Regions from separate parts of the Homo sapiens genome. Here region 2 is linked to region 1. Evidence: read pairs that join two places in POLR2A ChIA-PET (ENCODE). Cell type or tissue: OCI-LY7. All regions are shown on one strand. Each heading gives the region's core, and the rest is flanking DNA. Links, peaks and the distances in the headings are about the cores only. Region 1 overlaps PRORP-PSMA6 (PRORP-PSMA6 readthrough). Region 2 has its middle 39 kb from the start of CFL2.

The links. Peaks named below come from ENCODE experiments on the same cell type or tissue, not always from the same donor. Only the 100,000 strongest peaks of a DNase experiment are listed, where the experiment ranks them.
Region 2: POLR2A ChIA-PET joins it to region 1 with 11 read pairs; 2 of 35 experiments call an interaction of 5 or more read pairs at or near these places.

What each region holds. Positions count from the first base shown.
Region 1 is chr14:35,280,946-35,289,281 of GRCh38, forward strand. All of the region lies in intron 9 of PRORP-PSMA6 (PRORP-PSMA6 readthrough), which reads left to right. It also overlaps a transcript of PSMA6 not described here. Among named protein-coding and RNA genes, the nearest start is that of PSMA6, 7.3 kb to the right of the region's middle. RefSeq lists enhancers at 4,801-4,900, 5,758-5,867, 6,688-6,747. In OCI-LY7, for the core only: a CTCF peak has its summit at 7,786; DNase peaks (open chromatin) are centred at 606, 4,656, 4,996, 5,426 and 2 weaker places; H3K4me3 peaks cover 3,369 bases; H3K27ac peaks cover 6,382 bases.
Region 2 is chr14:34,671,391-34,679,726 of GRCh38, forward strand. It overlaps the pseudogene RNU6-1261P. Among named protein-coding and RNA genes, the nearest start is that of CFL2, 39 kb to the right of the region's middle. In OCI-LY7, for the core only: a CTCF peak has its summit at 1,340 (motif pointing right); a DNase peak (open chromatin) is centred at 1,391; H3K27ac peaks cover 269 bases.

The sequences.
Region 1 (8,336 bases), core at 326-8,325:
GGATTTTAAACTTTCAAGTTCCTCATTTTGTCCACAACCTCCTTACCTGCCCCACTCCTTTAACCCAACCACCACTGGGTTAAACCACCATTGACCTGTTCTTAGACCTATCCCTTCCTCACCCAGGAAGCCTCTATTGACCTTTCCCATCTGACTTTGCTTGCCTTTCTCCCTACCCTGCCTCTCAAAGCATTCATGGGAGGGATGGCTTCAATAGCAGTGCAAATTCTTTCATACTTTTTACCTCCTTTGGTCTCCATCTTTTCAGTTCTAAACCTTATTTTGAGTAGCCACAAACCATTCCACTTTCTCCACTCCTGTATACCATAGTATTGCTAGAAAAGTCATGAAATTCCCATTAATTTCCTGAAAGAGCTCTCCCAACCTTTGCAGTCTTAACTCTGCAAAGGTAAGTTGCAAGCAGCTAATCTCCTGGAGCCTTCATTTCCTTTTCTGTTAAGTGGGGAAGATGGGCCATCACAGTGCTTCTCAAACTTAATAGGCATAGAATCACCTGGGGATCCCACTCAAAATGCCAGTTCTGATTCAGGTCTGACATACCCCGTGATGCCAATGCTGCAGACTGTAATTTGAGAAGTAAGGGCCTCAGTGAGCTCCACAATTATATAAAAAATAGTAACAAAACAACACCTGTGAGTCCAAGTCCTGAGTCAGTCTCATCATTCTCACACTCAGCAGACTTAACTGGAAACTAAAAGCCATCTGTTATGAACCTCTTCATCAATGTTTGCCTTTTCCAATAATTTTCCTCTCCTGAATCTTTTCTCCCTTTTCTTCCCTAGGTTACTTAAAAAGAAATTTTTTTTTAAATTATAAAATAGAGACAGGATCAGGTTGGTCTTGAACTCTTTGCCTCTATCAGTCCTCTTGCCTTGGCCTCTCAAGGTGCTAGGATTACAGGCATCAGCCACTACTCCTGGCCCTAGGTTACTTTTTCTACCTACATCCACGCTGTTCCTTCTTTCTGAATTGGGATCTTGTTCTCAGTTAATCCCTTTCCTCCAGCTCTTTCCCATTTACTTACAAATACCTTTAGGCTCTGACTGGACAAAACTGTGCTTTCCCAGGGATAGTTTCATAGCAACATTCTCAAAAGAAGGCACCATCTCTGCCATTGGTTTCTTTCCAATTCCACATTTGCAGCTGACCAACTTCACCTGAGACACTCAAACTGAACCACTTTGAAAACAGCTTATTCATAATAGTGTAATTGACAATAATGAAATTGGAAGTAACTATTCAAAATAAGGGAAGAAGTAAATAACTGTAATTTAATTTTTTATTTTTTGAGACAGGGTCCTGCTGTCACCCAGGCTGATGTGCAGCAGTGTGATCATGACTCACTGCAGCCTTGACCTCCTGGACTCAAGCAATCCTCCTGCCTCAGCCTCCTGAGTAGCTGGTACTACTGGCGCACTCTACCACCCCCAGATAATTTTCTAACTTATTTGTAAATTAAAAAAAAATTTTTTTTTTTACAGACAGGGTCTCACTATGTTTCCCAGGCTGGTCCTGAACTCCTGGCCTCAAGCAATCCACTTATCTCGGCCTTCCAAAGCGCTGGGATTACAGGATGAGCCATTGCACCTAACCTAAACGTAACTTTTAACGTTGCAATGATTAAAATGATACTTTGCACTTTGGGAGGTCAAGGCAGGAGGATTTCTTGCATCTAGGAGCTCAAGACCAGCCTGGGAAGCATGGTGAGATTCCCCCCATCTCTACAAAAAAGACAAAAATTAGCTGGGCACGGTGGCATGTGCCTGTCGTCTCAGCTACTCAGGAGGTTGAGGTAGGAGGATTGCTTGAGCCTGGGAGGCACAGGTTGCAGTGAGCCAAGATCGAGCCACTGCACTCCAGCCTGGGCAACAGAGTGAGACCCACACAGCCTGGGCAACAGAGTGAGACCCCACAGGGTCAGGCTGGAGTGCAAAGGAAAGATCTCAGCTCACTGCAACCTCTGCCTCCTGGGCTCAAGCGGTTCTCCTGCCTCAGCCTCCTGAGTAGCTGGGACTACAGGCGTGCACCACCACACCCAGCTAATTTTTTGTATTTTTTAGTGGAGTCAGGGTTTCACCATGTTGGCCAGGCTGGTGTCAAACTCCTGACCTCAGGTGTTCACTCACCTTGGCCTCCCAAAGTGCTGGGATTACAGGCGTGAGCCACCGTGCCCCACCGATACTTTGTACATTGGCATAGAATCAATGAAAAAGCAGCTCCAAAATAGTATGTCTAGTAAGATCCCATTTTTTAAATGAAGGAAAGAAAATACTTGGCTGGTCAGGTGTGGTGGCTCACACCTGTAATCCTAACACTTCGGGAGGCTGAGGTGGGAGAATCTTTTGAGCCCAGGAGTACGAGACCAGCCTGGGCAACACAGGGAGACCCTATCTCTACAAAAAAAAAAAAAAAGAGAGAGAAAGAGAAAAAATACTTGGAGGAAAATGTCTGGAAGGAATAACATTTCATTGATTCCACAATGTCAATAGGTATCTCTGGATGTTGGGTTGTGGATGATTTTTACTTCATCTTCTTCACAGTCTAAAATTTTTGCAATAGGTGTAATAGGATGTTAGACTAGAACTCTTTTTTTTTTTTTTTTTTTAGGAGATGGGGTCTCACTCTGTTGCCCAGGCTGGAGTGCCGTGATGCAATCATAGCTCACTGCAGCCTCGACCTCCTGGGCTCAAGCAATTATCCTGCCTCAGCCTCCCAAGTAACTGGGACCGCTGGCACACACCCTATAAGGTGGACACCACCACACCTGGTTAATTTATTTTTTGTAGATAAAGGGTTTTGCCATGTTGCCCAAGCTGGTCTCAAACTCCTGGGCTCAAGCAATCCTCCCAACTCGGCCTCCCAAAGTGCTAGGATTATAGATAGGCATGAGCCACCATGTCCAGCCTTTACAAATTTTTTGCAGATAATCTCTTCTTTCCATTCCTATTGCTGCTTACCCCAGTTCAGGCCTTCAAAAACTTTCACTTGGTCTATTATCAATAGCCTCCTGGCTGATGTCCCCAATGACAGTTCCTCATAAATACAGCTACAAGGTTTATCTTCCCAAAGCATAATTCTAGTCTTGCCACTCTCCTTGCTCAAAAACATTAAATGTCTCCCCGTAGCCTTCCAACTAGATAGAGCATAAATTCCTTAGCTTAGTATCCAAGGCCAGCTCCTTTCATTTGTACCCTAATCCAAAACATTTTTTGAGTCATACTTAGGTTAGGCTATTGCCTAGCTTGCCCTAAACACAGGATCTTTTTTCTTCCTCTGCTTGTTTATGCCACTCCCATTCCATGTTGCATTGTGGTGCCTCCCATATTGCTCCTAACATTGCTCTTAACACACCTGTTAAGAGTTCTCCCTGTTCTAAGCTGAGCTTGGACATGCATCTTCCAACAGGTAGTCTTACATTCCCTTTGGCCCGTGAGCATATAAGGTCATTTTCTCATCTGTGCTGCTCTGTTACACATTTCCTTGTGTATTACGGACTACCTCATGTTAGCTTTGCTTTCATTCATGTTTCATCTCCATGGAACTCTGGTGGGGACGCTGTCGGGTTCATCTGTGTGTCTCCCAGAGCAGCTAGCCCAGCTTCTTGCCCAAAGAGGGAGCTCAGTAAATGTTGAATTACTTTGGAGAATTTGTTTGAAAATATCTTCCTGATTTTTACCTCTAATGCCTACTTCTCCTTTAAGTGAATACCCCTCTTGCTCCTTGGTCTTTTGTGTGTGAGCTGGCTAAGTGGGAACTTAATCTGTGGTGTCTGATGCCTCACTGATCCTCAAAAAAACAGTAACTTCTCAGTGCCATCCTCTATAATCATATGATATCTTCAGTGAATTAAAGGTTTATTCATTAGACATCTACTCTGTACTTGGTACTGTGGTAACTGGGATAAAACTTGCTATGTACTTGTAAGACATCATCCCAGAGTTTTTAATCTTTGGAATGTTTCAGTGCCTAAATCTGCTGTCTGTGGTTGATTTTTGGAACTTGCCTTTGTTTCACCATTATGGATGAAATACATTTAGAGTGAAGTTTGAGGATCTCAGCTGAGGTTCATCAAGTCATTCAAAAGCAAGTAGAAAATAAAACTGGAGTCAGGTGCGATGACTGTAATCCCAGCACTTTGGGAGGCCGAGGCAGGAGGATCACTTAAGCCCAGGAGTTCAAGACCAGCCTGGGCAATATAGTGAGACATTATCTCTACAAAAAACTTAAAAATCAGCCAAGCATGGTGGTGCATGCCTGTAGTCCCAGCTACTTGGGAGGCTGAAGTGGGAGGATCGCCTGGGAGGCAGAGGTTGCAGTGAGCCAAGATCGTGCCACTGCACTCTAGCCAGAGTGACAGAGCAAAACTCTATCTCAAAAAAAACAAAAAACAAAAAAAAAAACCGTAGCACACTCTTGCTTTTCTATCAATAACTGGACTCTCAAGAACTGGTTTCTAAATTAGTGACTGAAAATATTGGTCAAAATGATCAGAAACCTCATTCATTTGCATTTTCTCTCTCCCTCTCTCCAATTACCCTCAAGAGAATTTGGTTCATTCTGAGCATCACAGATGACTTAATTTTGTGGTAAGAAAATAGGAATTAGAGTCAGCCAATTAGGAAACCTCAAGGAAGAGGAAGTGTCTCTAGGCTAAAGGGAAGGCTGTTGAGTCTTATTTCCTCTCTGTTCTTGACTCACTTTCTTAGTGACTGGCCAATCTCTGCACCTCCCTTTCCCCACCTTCAGGGAGCTGAGGGTGGGGGTGGGGAATAGAGTGAATAAAGTCTAAATAAAGTTCATAAAGATCCCAAGATGTAGGGAGGTACCATGAAATAATTGATCTTGCAGTTCCATCCCCCATCAACATTCATGGGTGAAGGCTGCATGTGTGTGTGACACGATAGGTAAGAATTAGCTGCTTTCCAAATTAAGACAGAGTGAGTTTCACTTCTGAATAATAGCAGTGTGCAGTGCAGGCCCATGCAGTACCTATTTGGTTTCATTCTTTACTAGGGATAGATCAAAGCGAAATAGCCAACAATTCAGGCCTTATTCATCAGTGCGCCCCCTCCTTTCACAAAGAAGCTGAGTTCCAGTCAAATAGTAGGTGGCTTAATTTCACCGTAGTGGACTTCTATGCCTTTTAAAGTGGGTACAGCATACTCACCTGTTTGAGAGAAGAAGAAACTGAGATTATGGTCACCAAGTAATCTGTGGCAAGGCTCAGATTCAAACCCAGTGCTGCTGACACTCAGAGCAGAACCTGACCATTTTCAAAGTTCACAATATGACCGTTCGCTTCTCCCACCCTTCCCCATCTTATTTTTCACTGGAACATTTGCTGTTCTCTCAAGCTATGAAGGGCTTCCTGTGTTAACATGCCTAAGGGGAAGCTGTATGTTAAAAACCACCAACGGTTAAGCCCAAGCCAGCTGGGGTCTTCCGTTGTTTCTTCCAGTATTGTGGGGAGACCCATGAGAATTCTCAGTGTTTTTCAAAGTCCTTGGCTTCCAGAAACAAGAAGCTGAGCATCGGGTTTTCATTTAAGACAGAGCTTGGAAAAACAAGAAATATCAAAAGCCGTAAGAGGATAATACTGAAGTTATTATAGCTAAAAAACAAGGGTGAACTGAAAAGCTAAAGGTTTTGGCTCTATAGAGGGGTTCATGTATAGTTGTATTTAAATGTCCTTTGGGTTGAAGTGATACAAGTTTATTCCCTCTCAAACCAAAGGACAGCATTTATTCTGGGGAATGGCTGAGATAATCCAGGCCCAGAACCACACTGACTGGTTAGTAAGGGGATGGCACAGAAGGGAAATGATAGTTGTGTGACTTCTATGTTGCTAAACACTGTATTGCATCCACCATTGGTTCCAGAGGGTAGAAGAACCACACTAGATGTTACAGACAAGGGGGCAGAGGAGGGTTGCTTTATTGGAATCTGGGGTTTGAAGGGCTTATGAGAAGCATAACCTCATGTAAGTTGCCTCATGTAAGTCACAGAAGTCACACCCCAAACCACATTTGGTGCTCCATTTGTCCGTTTCCTTTACCCATAAATTATAGAACTAGAGTAGAGAAAGTACCCTTTTCTCCTCCTCCAACACTCATCCAGAATGACTGAAGTCCTAGGTAGCCAACCATAGCTACTGGGGTGCAAGAAGAACTGAAGGATCTGAGAAAGACAAAAAAGGGAAAGATACAGAGCCAGGTTCTTGTCCTCAGGGAGGAAGCTCTGAATTAGTGAAAATCTGGCCAGAGAGCTGGGCAGAGTCCTACGTCCCTTTCTTTACCCAGAACTGCTACATCCCTAGCTCTGTCCTTATTACAGCTGTCCTTTGGGGCCCCTTAACATCAGGATACTCCTCTAAGATGCTGTATTGCAAGTGGCCAACTCACAGGGCACTGTGTTTCAACCCCTGCTAATATCATATGGAAACACAAATAGGCTTCTTTTTTTTTATTCCCTGGCTCACTGAAACTGCCGGCAGAGCACCTTAAGCTAAGGGCTACATTCTTATCTTGCCTTTAAACACCATGTGATTCAGCATGTCTGCAGTCTCTGGGAATCTACACTGCCACTTTCTACCTTTGCCTTGTGGGTAACCCTTACCTTCCACCTACCTCCACCCCCAGGGGAGAATGTGGGCCTTGCCAAACGGAGGCCCCCAGGAGATTTTCCAAGACTCACGAGATGTCAAGTCATCTCTAAATTTTTTCAAAAAACCAGAAAGTCATTTCAAAAAGTCTAACTTGATGGCCCCACAGAGAGGAAGATCAAACTTTCCACACAGACACAGCAAGTCTGCCACCCAGGCTTGTGTTAGAGCTGCAGTATTGGTACCCAGACATTTCTGAAAGCTCCCTGACCCAGGGGAAAGTCCACCTGAGTGAGTAGTTTAGCTGCTGCCCGGAGCCCGTTGGCACATATTCACGAAGTCGGCTTCCAGGGGATTTCCCTTTGAATGGAATTGGCAAACGTTTTGTCTTTCTGAAAGATTTCCCAGAGGAATTCATTTAGCTATGTGGAAAAATCTCAAATTCTAATATAAAATCTCTGACCTTTTAGGGTTTTGAAATTTGGATCTCTCATTTACTGACAAATCTTTTTGAATAAAGAAAAACAATTAACATAATAGAAAACCTAAACAGTGAGAATGCATATTCAACAAATGATTGGAGTGCTTACCTCAGGCTAGGCACTGTTTGGTATTGAGGATACACTGGTGAACAAAACAGATGTGGCTAGTTGGGCATGGTGGCTCACGCCTGTAATCCCAGCATTTTGGGAGGCCGAGGTAGGCGGATCACTTGAGGCCAGGAGTTTGAGACCAAACTGGCCAACATGGCAAAACCCTGTCTCTACTAAAAATGCAAAAATTAGCCAGGCGTGGTAGTGCACACCTGTAATTCCAGCTCCTTGGGAGGCTGAGGCACAAGAATCACTTGAACCCAGGAGACGGAAGTTGCAATGAGCCGAGATCGTGCCACTGCACTCCAGCCTAGGCGACAGAGCGAGGCTCCATCTCAAAAAATAAGCCAAAAACAACAACAACAACAACAAAAACAGATGTGGCCACCACCCTCAAGGAGCCTGATTTTTAATCCTAGCTTTCAATTTATGTTTGTGTTGAAAATGAGGTTGATTCCTTCCAGGAAGTATCCTTTAGAGTATTAAAATATATACACCATCCAAAATCCTATGCCCAGCTTAAATACCATACCACAAGAGGGGATGAAGATTTGTTTGAATGTGTGAAATAATTCTCATAGACTGCAGGGTGCGTAATATGTGTGATTTGAAATATCCCATCACAGGCCAGGCATGCTGGCTCACACCTGTAATCTCAGCACTTTGGGAGGGCAAGGCAGGAGGACTGCTTAAGCCAAGCTTGTCCAACCCATGACCTGCAGGCTGCATGTGGCCCAGGATGGCTTTCAGTGTGGCCCAACACAAATTTGTAAACATTCTTAAAACATTATGAGATTTTTTTGCAATTTTTTTTTTAGCCCATCACTTATCATTAGTGTTAGTGTAGTTTATGTGTGGCTCAAGACAATTCTTCTTCCAATGTGGCCAGGGAAGCCAAAAGATTGGACACTCCTGGCTTGAGCCTAGGAGTTTGATACCAACTAGTAACTGTCACAAATGAATTTAAATTCAGGTTTAAATAAAAAAGGATGAACTAACTCCCACACCATTAGGGATTCATTCATTCAACTAATATTTATTGAGCACTTAATATATGCTGGTTATTGTTCAAGTTGTCTGAGCTGTATCAGTGAACAAAACAAAAATCCTTGCCATCACAG
Region 2 (8,336 bases), core at 280-8,279, 610 kb before region 1:
GAGAAAGGACAGGAAGAAAAAGACAGATCCCAACTCTACTTCAACCAGGACAGCTTTGCTCTGTCTGCTTATAGAGATTTCTGAGGTGATGTATACAAGACTGGATATTCCAGCTGCCAATCTTCTAGGGAAAAGTGAGCTGTGGGACATTTGTGTGTGTGTGTGTGTGTGTGTGTGTGTGTGTGTGTGTGTGTGTGTTTATTTTTTTAGAGATGGAGGTCTCACTGTATTGCCCAGGCTGATCCAACTCCTAGCTTCAAGCAATCCTCCTGCCTTGGCCTCCCAAGTAGCTGAGATTACAGGGGCAAGCCACTGTGCCTGGCTAATGTGCGCATGTATTAGTCCGTTTTCACGCTGCTGTAAAGATACTACTCAAGACTGGGTAATTTATAAAGGAAAGAGGTTTAATTTACTCACAGTTCTGCATGGCTGGGGAGGCCTCAAGAAACTTACAAGCATGACAGAAGGGGAAGTAAGGTACCTTCTTCATAATGTGGCAGGAGAGAGAAGGAAGAGGAACTTCCAAACACTCGGAAAATCATCAGATCTCTTGAGAACTCACTATCACAAGAACAGCATGGGGGAAACCGCCCCTTTGATCCAATCACCTCCCTCCCTCAACACATGGAGATTACACATGGAGATGAGATTTGGGTGGGGACACAGAGCCAAACTGGCTAATTTTTAAATTTTTAGTAGAGACGAGGTATCACTATGTTGCCCAGGCTGGTCTTGGACTCCTGGGCTCAAGCGATCCTCCTACCTCTGCCTTCCAAAGCACTGAGATTACAGGTGTGAGCCACCATGCCTGGGCTGGGCTACTTTAATTTATTCTTCTAAAATGCTAATTACTTTAGATTTTGGGAACCAACAGACATATTGATCACATTTCAAATGGTATCTGGCCAGGCACAGTGGCTCACACCTATATTCCCAGGATTTTGGGAGGGTGAGGTGGGAGGATAGCTTTAGCCCAGGAGATGGAGGCTGTAGTGAGCTATGATTGCGCCACTGCACACCATCCTGGGCAACAGAGCAAGTCTCTGTCTCTAAAAAGTAAATAAAATAAAATAAGATAAAATGTATCTTAGACACACTTTAAAAATTCTATACATGCTGCAGATGTATCAGACACACTTTTTTTTTCTTTTTCTTCTTCCACAGGCTGGTGGGGTGGAATAAAACACACTTCTGACTAAGGAATCAAGTTGTTACTAAAGAATAGTCATTTTTCTCTCCTTGAGATAAGCCTTCAGAAGGTAACTTGATAAAGAAATCACAGGAGAGTAAGGGTTATTACTTATGATGTTATTTCAAAAATAAATGAGTTGAAACCATCGACTGCCTGGTTTTCAGAAGGTAACCAGCAGAGGGCACTCTAGGCTTTATAGACTGCAGAAAATGCAAGCGGATCCCTCCAGAAGTTGGGGGTCAGTGCCTTAATCTTTATCTCCAGAAAGATACTTTCAGCTTGTTATTATTATTATTATTATTATTATTATTATTATTATTATTAGACGGAGTCTCGCTCTGTCGCCCAGGCTGGAGTGCAGTGGCGCTATCTCGGCTCACTTCACTGCCACCTCCGCCTCCCAGGTTCAAGCGATTCTCCTGCCTCAGCCTCCCGAGTAGCTGGCATTACAGATGCCCCCCCACGCCCAGCTAATTTTTGTATTCTTAGTAGAGACAAGGTTTCTCCATGTTGGCCAGGCTGGTTTCTGACTCCTGACCTCAAGTGATCCACCTGCCTTGGCCTCCCAAAGTGCTGGGATTAACAGGCGTGAGCCACCCTGCCAGGCCGATGCTTTCAGCTTATTAAGAGCTCACCTGTTGGATGACTGCAGAACATTTTCTTGGTAATGTAAACCAAAGCTTCTGTATTCCCAAATAGCCACATTAATCAACATTTACAAATAATTGTAAAATAATTTCAAGAGAATGAGAAGATGAGCCACAGACTGGGAAAAACTATTTACAAAAGACTTATCTAATAAATGACTGTTATTCAAAATATATAAAGACCTCTTAAAACACAAGAATAAGAAAAATAACCCGATTAAATAATGGGCAAAAGATCAGAACAAACTCACCAAAGAAAATACACAGATGGCAAATAAGCATATGAAAAGATTTTCATATGTCACTAGGGATATGCAAATTAAAACAACAATGAGATAGGACCACATACCTATTAGAATGGCAAAAATCACAACAATGAGGACACCAAATGCTGGTGAGGATGTGGAACAACAGGAACTCTCATTCATTGCTGTTGGGAATGACAAATGATACAGCCCCTTTGGAAAATAGTTTGGCTGTTTCTTACAAAACTAAACGGCTTACCATAAGATACAGCAATTGTGTTCCTAGGTATTTACCAAATAAGTTGAAAACTTATGTCCCCATGAAAATGTGCACATCAATGTTTATAGCAGCTTTGTCCATAATGGTCAAAACATGGAAGCAATATGAAAATGTCCTCAGTAGGTGAATGGATAAACTGTGGTACATCCAGATAATGGAATACTATTCAGCACTGAAAATAAATGAGTTATCAAGCCATGAAAAGACATGGAGGCACCTTAAATCCATATTGCTAAGTGAAAGAAGCCAATCTGAAAAGGCTACCTATTGTATGTTTCCAATTATATGACATTCTAGAAAAGGCAGCCAGGCATAATGGTGTGTGCCTGTAGTCTCAGCTACTTGGTAGGCTGAGGCAGGAGGATCACTTAGGCCCAGGAGTTTGAGATAAGCCTGGGCAAACTGGTGAGACTGTCTCTAAAAAAAAAAAAGAAAGAAAGAAATTTTTTTTTTTTTTCAGATGGAGTTTCACTTTTGTTGCCCAGGCTGGAGTGCAATGGCACAGTCTCAGCTTACTGCAACCTCCGCCTCCTGGGTTCAAGGGATTCTCTTGCCTCAGACTCCCGAGTAGCTGGGATTACAAGTGCCCGAGACCATGCCAGGTTAATTTTTCTAATTTCGTATTCTTAGTAGAGACAGGGTTTCACCATGTTGGTCAGGCTGGTCTTAAACTCCTGACCTCAGGTGATCCACCCATCTCAGCCTCCCAAAGTGCTGGGATTACAGGCGTGAGCCACTGAGCCTGGCCGAAAATGTTTCAATATTAAAAATAAAGAAAAACTTAGAAAAAATTAAAAAGACAAAAGGAAAAACCAGAAATACAGGGGTTGGGGAAAAATGAGCATAGAGGATTTTTAGGGCAGTGAAACTACACTGTATGATACTATAATGATGAATACATGTCATTATACATTTGTTAAAACCTACAGAATGTACAAAACTAAGAGTTAATCTGTTTGTTTGGGTTTTTTTTTTTTTGAGACAGAGTCTTGCTCTGTCACCCAGGCTGGAGTGCAATGGTGCAATCTTGGCTCACTGCAACCTCCACCTCCCGGGTTCAAGTGATTCTCCTAGGGATACACAAATTAAAACAACAATGAGATAGGACCACATACCTATTACCTCTTAGCCTCCCAAGTAGCTGGGATTAAAGGCACCTGCCACCACACTGGGCTAATTTTTGTATTTTTTTTTTAAGTAGAGACGGGGTTTCACCATGTTGGCCAGGCTGGTCTCAAACTCCTGACCTCAGGTGATCTGCCGCCATCAGCCTCCAAAAGTGCTGGAATTACAGGCATGAGCCACTGCATCTGGCCTAAATCCTAATGTAAACTATGAATTTTGGGTGATAATGATGTGTAAATATAGGTTCATCAATTGTAACAAAGGTACTACTTTGGTTCAGATGTTGATAGTGGATAAGGCTCTGCATGTATGTCTAGGAAAGGAGTATATGGGTTATCTCTGTACTTTTTTTGTGTGTGTGACAGGGTCTCGCTTTGTTGTCCAGGCTGTAGTGCAATGGCACGATCTCGGCTCACTGCAACCTCTGCTTCCTGGGTTCAAGTGATTCTCCTGCCTCAGCCTCCTGAGTAGCTGGGATTACAGGCGTGAACCACCACAGCTGGCTAATTTTTGTATTTTAGTAGAGATGTGGTTTCACTGTGTTGGCCAGACTGGTCTCAAACTCCTGAGCTCAAGTGATCTACCCGCCTAGGCATGAGACACGGTGCCTGGCCATCTCTGTACTTTCAACTTAATATTGCTGTGAACCTAGAACTGCTCTAGACAATAGTCTATTAATGGTAGCTCACACCTGTAATCCCAGCACTTTGGGAGGACAAGGCAGGCAGATTTGCTTTGAGCTCAGGAGTTAGAGACCAGCCTGGGTAACATGGCAAATCCCTGTCTCTACCAAAAAAATATACAAATATTAGCCAAGCATGGTGTCTTGTGCCTGTAGTCCCAGCTACTCAGGAAGGTGAGGCTGGAAGATCACTTGAGCCTGGGAGGCAGAGGTTGCAGCAAGCCAAGATCACGCCACTGCATGCCAGCCTCGGTGACAGAGTGAAACTCTGCCTCAGAAAAAAAGAAAAAGAAAAAGAAAAGAAAATAGTCTATTAAAAGCAATAATCCATGCTCACTTCAACAGCATGTGTATTAAAAATTGCAACAATACAGAGATTAGCACTGACCCTGCCCAGGCAGACACACACATTTGTGAAATGTTCCATATTTAAAATAATAATGAGAATCCAATGTTCTTGTATCAGTGTTCCCCATTATTAAATTTGTTCTTTTAATGAGTCACCTAGTGATACAGGTTTCCAGGAGATAATATACCCATGATTATCAGGATTTCTTTCTTTTTTTTGAGATGGAGTTTCCCTGTGTTGCCCAGGCTGGAGTACAGTGGTGTGATCTCGGCTCACTGCAGCCTCTGCCTCCCAAATTCAAGCGATTCTCCTGCCTCAGCCTCCTGAATAGCTGGGATTACAGGTGTGCGCCACCACACCTGGCTAATTTTTGTATTTTTAGTAGAGACAGGATTTCACCATGTTGGCTAGGCTGGTCTCAAACTCCTGACCTCACGTGGTCTGCCCACCTCGGCCTCCCAAAGTGCTGGGATTACAGGCATGAGCCACTGTGCCTGGCCAGGATTTCTTTTATTATTTATTTATTTTTATTTTTGAGACAGGGCCTTGCTCTGTTACCCAGGCTGGAGTGCAGTGGCACAATAATAGCTCTGGCTAATTTTTTTTTTTAATTTTTTTGTAGAGACGGGGACGGTGGTGGTTTCCCTATGTTACCCAGGCTGGTCTTGAACTCCTGGGCTCAAGCGATCCACCTACCTCGGCTTCCCAAAGTGTGGGATTACAGGCGTGAGCCACCACATCTGGCCTACTAGGATTTCTTAATCATCAGCACTCTTGTCTGAATCCACATTCATTGCCTGAACTCAAATGTAGTGGAGACCTATTTTCACATCAGCCTTTAATTAACCCTGCAAAACACTGACATGCTCTGAGCAGCCTGGCAGGACAGCAAACCATGCTCTTTTTCACCTTTTACAACCAGTGTACAAAATAGGATTATCATTTCCCCACAGACATCAAGAAATAACTAGAAGTTTACCAGGAATAAACTGTTAGGTGCCTCAGTTGCAGCAAAGTTCTTCTGGAGGTTGGAGGAAAGCTAATATTTGCTGAAGACCTAGTATTCAGGCATTTGGCAGGTGTTCAGCACACACAATCTCATTTCATGCCTCTGTGACCATGTCTACCTTATGGCTAGGGAAACTAAAGTTGCCCAAGGATACTCAGCTAGCTAGTGGCAGAGGTAGAAAGAAGCAAACCCAGATATTTTTGGCTCCACGTGCCTTTTCTTCAGAGGAGCTACCTCGACCTGCATTCAAACACTGCCACAATTATCCCTGCCACTTGCTGGGGTATGCTTCACAGTGGGGTCCATTTGCAGTGATTTCTGATTTTCCATATTTTAGAATTTTCCTGTTGCTTGCAATATGTCTTCTGTTCTTATGAAACTGCCCAAAACCAGGGCAATGGAGGTTTTTTTTTTTTTAAGGATCTTTTTTGTAGGGGCTGGATGGTGGGGGGTGGAGGTTGGGTGAGGGCAATGAAGGGAGATTGGTTTTTTATTCTGCGTACTTCCATAATGTTTGATTATTTTATGGTTAGAATGTATTCATGCATTACTTTTTTTTTGAAAAACAGAGAAGGCACCGGGCAAGGTGGCTCACGCCTATAATCCCAGCATTTTGGAAGGCCGAGGCGGGTGGATCACAAGGTCAGGAGTTCAAGACCAGCCTGACCAACATGGTGAAACCCCGTCTCTATTAAAAATCCAAAAATTAGCTGGGCATGGTGGCGCGCGCCTATAATCCCAGCTACTCAGGAGGCTGAAGCAGGAGAATTTCTTGAACCCGGGAGGCGGAGGTTGCAGTGAGCCGAGATCATGCCACTACACTCCAGCCTGGGCAACAGAGCGAGAGAGACTCCGTCTCAAAAAAAAAAAAAAAAAAAAAAAAAAAACAGAGAGAGAAGGAAAAAAAGCAGCTTTCTAGGCAAATACATGAAAACAATGTAGAAAGAGCCACAGTGCAGTATATATTCTATTTTTATGTTATATTTATAGTAATTTGAATATAAAGACCTCTGTTGAGAGGAAAAAAAGAGGACCAAAGTTTCATTATATGAATATTTGCTTCTCTTTGTCCCTCACACCCTACACACAGAAACACAAACAAAAGCCTCTCATTGTTTCCCCTGATGGAACAACGATGACTAAGTGGCTGCATAAATCATCCAGAGTTACCAAAACTTCATTCCCAGTCATTTGACACCATTTAGGGAGGACTGTGTTGGAAATGTGCAGCTGTTAAAGGCCCCACCACCCCCACTTAAGAATTAGGAGGCGTAAGAATAGGAAAGTAGTCAATACTACAGTCTCTAAGTGGAATATGGGTGTTTCATTTAAAGTTATTCCATCAATTTGAGGGTGAAAATATAATTCTCCCTTCCTTTGTCATAACTCAGGCACAGACTGTTTTCAAAATAAATTGAAGGCGAGAAGATTGAAAATTTTAGAGTTCGACTTGCAAATTAGAACCCGATGAATTTATTCACAGTCCAGTAGACAACTCTACAGTAAGGTTTGTACTGGTAAACTGGAGTGCTGTGGGGTTAATTTCTCAGAGATGAAGAACGGGTTAATAATCTCACCCTGATTATTCAGTATCTACTGAAAAGTGTTTACCACAGAGACGCAAGACAATAGAGACTGCATGCCACGTCCCCCTCTGCTATGACATACTCACACTGCTTTCAAACCATATTAATACCATGGATTGTGAATGCTCTACTCATTCTAGTTATTCGGGCAAAAATTCTCTTGTTAGTTGGCAAGAGCACCTCAAACCTCTTTTCAACCATCAGCAGTTAGTACTTTACTTTCCCTTGCTCACACCACCTGAATAATCAGGAATGCCTCTGTATTCATCAGTGCCTCCTTCACGGGGCAAATTGTGTATACTATACATATACACACACATATATACACACATATGCCCATATATGTATATATACATATATAGAGCTATATACTTATATGTGCATGTGTGCATGCGCGTGGGTGTGCACGTGTGTGTGCATGTGTGTGCATGTGTGTGTGTGCACATATGTGTGCGTGTGTGTGTGTGTATAGTGGCATGCACCATATAACAACATTTCAGTGAACCACAAACCACATATACAACAGTGGTCCCATAAGATTATAACACCATAGGCCGGGCGTGGTGTCTCACACCTGTAACCCCAGTACTTTGGGAGGCTGAGGTGGGCGGATCACCTGAGGTCAGAAATTCGAGACCAGCCTGGCCAACATGGTGAAACCCCGTCTCTATTAAAAATACAAAAATTAGCTTGGTGTGGTGTCACACGACTATAATCCTAGCTACTCGGGAGGCTGAGGCAGGAGAATTGCTTGAACCTGGGAGGTGGAGGTTGCAGTGAGTCAAATGCACACCGCTGCACTCTAGCCTGGGCAACAGAATGAGACTCCGTCTCAAAAATAAACAAATAAATAAATAAATAAAAAGATTATAACACCATATTTTTACTGCACTTTTTCTGTTTTTAGATGTGTTTAGATACACAAGTACCATTGTGTTACCACTGCCTACAGTATTCAGTACAGTAACATGGTGTACAGGTATGTAGCCTAGGAGCAATAAGCTGCACCATATAGCCTAGGTGTGTAGTAGCCATATCATCTAGGTTCGTGGTAAGTACATTTGATGATGCTCACACAATGATGAAATTGCCTAACGATGCTTTTCTCAGAATGTATTCTTCATGGTTAAGTAATACATGGCTGTGGGGATATTTGTATGTGTGTGTATATATATATATATATATATATATATATATATATATATATATAGACACACACAC